2 separate regions of the Homo sapiens genome follow, and region 2 is linked to region 1. Evidence: read pairs that join two places in POLR2A ChIA-PET (ENCODE). Cell type or tissue: IMR-90. All regions are shown on one strand. Each heading gives the region's core, and the rest is flanking DNA. Links, peaks and the distances in the headings are about the cores only.

What was found. ChIA-PET counts read pairs that join two places held together with the same protein. Peaks named below come from ENCODE experiments on the same cell type or tissue, not always from the same donor. Only the 100,000 strongest peaks of a DNase experiment are listed, where the experiment ranks them.
Region 2: POLR2A ChIA-PET joins it to region 1 with 5 read pairs; 1 of 35 experiments calls an interaction of 5 or more read pairs at or near these places.

What each region holds. Positions count from the first base shown.
Region 1 is chr3:124,771,257-124,774,172 of GRCh38, reverse strand. ITGB5 (integrin subunit beta 5) reads left to right here. Exons shown (of 15, transcript NM_002213.5): 11 at 261-483. Among named protein-coding and RNA genes, the nearest start is that of MIR544B, 40 kb to the right of the region's middle. RefSeq lists enhancers at 646-1,360, 1,361-2,076. In IMR-90, for the core only: no CTCF peak of the experiment used is centred there; a DNase peak (open chromatin) is centred at 1,642; H3K27ac peaks cover 207 bases.
Region 2 is chr3:125,469,526-125,472,441 of GRCh38, reverse strand. The region is part of intron 8 of SNX4 (sorting nexin 4); the gene reads left to right. Among named protein-coding and RNA genes, the nearest start is that of SNX4, 49 kb to the left of the region's middle. In IMR-90, for the core only: no CTCF peak of the experiment used is centred there; no DNase peak of the experiment used is centred there; H3K27ac peaks cover 288 bases.

The sequences.
Region 1 (2,916 bases), core at 253-2,752:
CTGTGGCCCAACTTGGCCAAGTTCTGGACCAACTTGGAGCACCAGTCTAGACCCAACCCAGCCACACCCGCTGCCAGGGTCCCCTGCTGTCCCTTCATGCTGGCTCTAGGCCCTCTGTCTATCTCCCCAAACAGGCTCTGAGGGCAGAGTTGGTGTTCCATTCTCTGCTGAATCCCAGTCCTGGCATGTGGGGCACCAGATGGTTATGTGCTCATGTGTAAAGGTGAGCAGGTGCTGATGTGCCACATGTATCCTTTTAGGCCATGGCGAGTGTCACTGCGGGGAATGCAAGTGCCATGCAGGTTACATCGGGGACAACTGTAACTGCTCGACAGACATCAGCACATGCCGGGGCAGAGATGGCCAGATCTGCAGCGAGCGTGGGCACTGTCTCTGTGGGCAGTGCCAATGCACGGAGCCGGGGGCCTTTGGGGAGATGTGTGAGAAGTGCCCCACCTGCCCGGATGCATGCAGCACCAAGAGGTACTGGTTCCACTGACAGCCCCACCTTACTTCTCACCCAGGCCAGGCCTGTGGTCCAGCCAGGCAGCCCTCAGGGCCGGCTAGCCTCCACTCCTCACCTCCTGCATCTCCCACCCAGCAAGCCTCGCTGGGGAGCCGCATTCTTACCAACCGTAACTGAAACTGTGGCTTTCAAATGCTGGTTCCATAAGGGTTTTGTAAGAAAACAAAAACAGAACAAGAAATACAAAACTGCTACTCTGTTCCTAAACACGTTTAGAAATCACGAAATCACAGAGTTAAATGAAATTAAATTGGTGTTGGTACCAAAAATAGCACCTTCTCAGAGCCTTGAGTGTACTATTGTGTGCTTTCACAGGAGAATACAGTGTGCATCTTTTTTCAAATGAATTAAATCCCCCACACTGATATCTCCCAAACAGTGTTTCACAGAACCCTTATGGGAAATGCTGACAAACATCATCAGAAGGTAAATTGGAAAGAGGCCGGGCATGGTGGCTCACACCTGTAATCCCAGCTCTTTGGGAGGCCAAGACGGGTGGATCACTTGAGGTCAGGAGTTTGAGACCAGCCTGGCCAACATGGTGAAACACCCGTCTCTACTAAAAATACAAAAATTAGCGGGGTGTGGTGGCACGTGCCTGTAATCTCAGCTGCTCCGGAGGCTGAGGCAGGAGAATGGCTTGAACCTGGGAGGCGGAGATTGCAAGATCGCACCACTGCACCCCAGCCTGGGCAACAAAGTGAGACTCCGTCTCAAAAAAAAAAAAAAAAAAAAGTAAATTGGAGAGAAAGGCACCCGACCTAGATAAGGCATGCCAGAAACCACTGCAAATGGCTTTTGAATTTTCTGCTCCATTTATACAGATAATAGAACACGGGCTCTGTGCTGCTGCTGAATGCAGAGATTGTCTAGACCTGGGCCCCAGCCTTCGCTGACTCGGCCATGGCCTCCCATAGCCGTGCTGACCTCCTCCTGCTCAGCCCCGCATGCTCCACCAGAGTGCAAATGAGAGGGAATTACAGAATGATGCCCCTGGAAAGCAGGAGTGACATTTGCTCTTGGAGTTTGCTGGAGAAACAGCTGTGTCATCATTACCCATGCTAAGGAGGAAGGGACACAGAGGATCAGAAACAAATCATAATACAAACGTCGCTTCTCTTTGGCTGAGGAACGCATCTGTGATTTTCTCTTGGCAGATTTCCCTTCCAAATGTCTGGCTCGGGCTGATAATGAAATGAGTTCATGCTCCCTGCGCCTGCAGCGGCTGCTGGTCAGTCTGTGCTCGGAAACGTTCTGGGTGGCAGAACCCCTGGTTGGACATTTGCCATAAATAACCCAGGCGTGGGTAATTGAAAGCTGGCTGCAGATGGAGAGACAAGATAGACAGGGCTGGGTTTTAATGTGTTTAATTGGAGGAGATGGGGGAGAGTAAGGAAGAAGAAAAACAGATTCACTTTAGACCTGCTAAGAGCAGAGAAAAAACAGATCCAAGTAGAAACAGCCCGGGGAAGGTTAGGATCCTGGATCTGGAGCCCAGATAGCTGTGGCCATCCCAGCACAGAGTCAGCCATTATCCACGTTTTGTATCCGAGGGAGGTGCCCCCAACCTCCAGCTCCCAGCAGCAGAACCTTTTTGAGCCTATGCTTCTAGTCCTTGGGGCACACTAGGTAAATGGGGAGTTGGGGTCAAGCTAGGACAATACACATGGAGCTCATCAAATGAGTCTTGCCTTCCTATGGAGCAGCAGGCAATGGAGGATTGGCTTTAAGTCAAAGGCCCAGGGGAAAACAGCTCTAGCTTTAAATGTTTAAAGCATTTATTTCTTAGAAGACATAGACTTAATAATTTATTATTCATTACACAATATGAAGGGAGCAAGGAGAGCAAAGAGATGCCACAAGGGAATATCACGATTCCTTTTTTTTTTTTTTTTTTTGAGACAGGGTCTCACTCCCGCCACCCAGGCTGGAGTGCAATGGCACCATCACAGCTCACTGCAGCCTTGAACTCCTGGGCTCAAGTGATCCTCCTGCCTCAGCCTCCCAGGTAGCTAGGACTATTGGCTTGTACCACCACACCTGGCTAATTTTTATTTTTTTGTAGAGACAGGGTCTTGCTATGTTGACCAGGCTGGTCTCAAACGTCTGAACTCAAGCAATTCTCCCACCTCAGCCTCCCAAAGTGTTGGGATTACAGGTGTGAGCCATTACACCCAGCCCACTATTCCTTCTTATTTGTCTCTGGGCCACACTGACCCTCTGTCTCTTTCACAGCCTAGGTGGAACTTTTTTTTCTTTTTAAACGAAGTCCTTTTGATGGTGACTTACATCAGAGTCTGTTTTTTCTACTTGCTGCTTGTTAGGAGGCACCAGGTTTTGAATGTCCTACATCCTTTTTTTTCTGGGGGTTTCAGGGCAGCCAGTCTTCG
Region 2 (2,916 bases), core at 92-2,591, 700 kb before region 1:
ATGAAAACATCCCAGCTTGAGAAGCACTGATGAAGGCAACACTTCGGAATGTGGAAAGGATTGCTGAGCAGCGCCAGTTTGTGGGAGATGGTTTTTATCTTTTTGGTGCTGCTGACCTATAAGAGTAATGAAAAAATTCAAAAGTTGGGGGCCACATAATCGGAAAAAAAATTAATTTGTTCTTTGGTTTGCAGTTTGAGAGGGGAAGAAATACAAAGCTGGTTTTATCAGCTTTTTTTTCTTAATTGAAATTTTTTCAATATATTCCTTAAGTAATTTTTGTAAAATTATGGCAATTGGAGGTTGGAGTGAAAGAATGGACTAAGAAAAAAGACTGAGCTGTGACTAGAAAAGGACTGACATGAAGCAACAGATGTTATGTAGGTGAGAAATGAGCAGGAATTAGGCTTACAGAGAAGAAACAGGGAAGATTTTGTAGTATGTTCATGGTGCTGCTGATGTTATGTTTGTTTTATTTGTTTGTTCATTTAAGTAGAGGAGTTTATTTTGTGCCCTTACATCCCTAGGCCTTTTGCAGCCTCCTTCCCTTATTAATAGCACCTGACCCAATTTAGGATAAGCCTAAAAAAGGGCTATTCCCCATAGGGGCTTATAGGACTAGTTTCATGCTCAGACAGGAACTTTCAGATCCACCTGTGCAGAAATGGACTAAATACATAGGTGGGGTTCACTCTGCAAAAGACTTAGAGAAGAGGAGGAAAGAGTTTTAAGTACCAGTAACTATGCATTTAAAGCTGATGAAAGCAGTGAGGAGCTAATAGCCTAAAATGTTGTGTTCTGTTAATTGAACATTTTAAAATATTCATCTTAATTCATAGGTTGTGAATCCATATGGAAGCAACCAAAAGTAACCGTCTCTCCCAGATTCAGTGTTACAGTTCCTTTCAAGAGATTCCAGGAAAATAGACACATTTCTTTCAAAAAGCTATGTGCAAAGGCACACCAACTTGTTATGTACCTCAGAGCTCAAAGACACAAAGATGTACTTGTGTTTAATAATTCTATAATTTTTAATTTTTTAATTACATGTATGGTAAGTGGTGAAAAGCTTTTTTTTTTTTTTTTTTTTTTTTTTTGAGATGGAGCTTTGCTCTTGTTGCCCACACTGGAGTGCAATGGCGCGACCTCGGCTCACCGCAACCTCTGCCTCCCGGGTTCAAGCGATTCTCCCACCTCAGCCTCTCGAGTAGCTGGGATTACAGGCATGTGCCACCATGCCTGGCTAATTTTGTATTTTTAGTAGAGACAGGGTTTCTCCATGTTGGTCAGGCTGGTCTCGAACTCCCGACCTCAGGTGATCTGCCCTCCTTGGCTTCCCAGAGTGCTGGGATTATAGGCGTGAGCCATCATGCCTTGCCAAAAAGCTCTTTTGACTAAGACAACAAAAAAAGTTAAGTGCCTTAAGTTGGGACTGGTAGATACAGGACTCTGTTGGAGGTTGGTTCTAGGCTCAGCTCTGTCTCTGATCAGCTGCCTGACTGAGTAAACCATGTTAGGTTTCTGGGCCTGAGTGTCTGTTCTTAATTGTTGGGGTAGATGAGGACAGTGATTTTCAAACCTTTTTTTAGCTTGGAACTCTTATGTTTAAACAAAGTCTCGTACAGAAATATAAACAAATAGAACCTATTTGCACAGACCTGTTTGGGGCTAGAGATTTTATCCTTGATGAACACCAGACTGGGTTACTAAATTTAGCTCTAAACCTTTCTTTTTGTTGTAATTAATATTTTTCATTCCTGTCCAAAATCTTGACTTTCAGGCATTCTTGGAGTCTTTTCTTTTTTTTAATTTCATGGAGCTACAAAATACTAGAGCGACCCTTGTGGTTTTTCAGTTCGAGTTCTAGATCCAAGAGGTGAGGGTGGACTTCAGGTTGTCTGAAGTCTCTGAAATTGTACACAAAATGTTGTGTTTTTTGTTTTTTTTTTTTTAACTTTTTAGGGAAAAGATACATAGTTTTCATCTATACTAAGAGTATAATACTATTTTATTTTTTATGATATGTTGGAATTGAAGATGATTATTATACATTCTTTAAATAGCAGAAAAATTGGAAACAACCTGTATAGCCAGGAAACTGGTTAAAAAGATTGTGAGTTGCCATTTAAAATGACATTTAGAACAAATTATTTTAATAGTATGGGAAAATACTATTTAAAAAAAGCATGACACAAACTCACATATACCATATGATCTCAGCCACTTTAAATTACGCAAATAAGACTAGAAGGAGGTGTATCAAATTATGTTATCTCTTGGCATTTGGGATTATAGATTTATTTTCCCAGTTTACTATAATAAGCATATATAACTTCCATAAAAAGATTTTTAATGTAAAGCATTTCACAGAAATGACAACAAAATGATCTGTGGCTCTAGTAGCTTTCTTGTGTAATATGATTATTATTATTAAAACTTTACTCTGCACCTACTGTTTCTATACAGTTGTCTTTTTCTGTTAGCTACTAGAACAGTGGCATGTAATCAGGTATGTTCATCAGAGCCGTACATGGAGTATTTAAAAATGTACATGTCTCACTCTATCCCCACAGCTTCTGATTAAGTAGATGAAGAGTAGGGCTAGCATCCGTATTTTTTAAAAGCTTTACAAATGATTTAAATCAGCCGCCTAACTGAGAATGTAATCTATAACCAGAAGCTGTTGAGTATGATACTTACCTTCCGCTTAGCAGCAAGCATCAACGTTTGAAGCCTTCACTTCACATTTAGTTGTTAAACTTAAGGGGAAAACAGCATATTTGAGTTATACAAAATAAACCCAAATACGGGTGCTATACATTATTTTAAAGCTAGCTAGACAAGAATCTTGAAAAGAGTCCATTTAATACTATTCCATATCTCTAATGCATGTTGCTTTTGGTTTTATCTTTTACT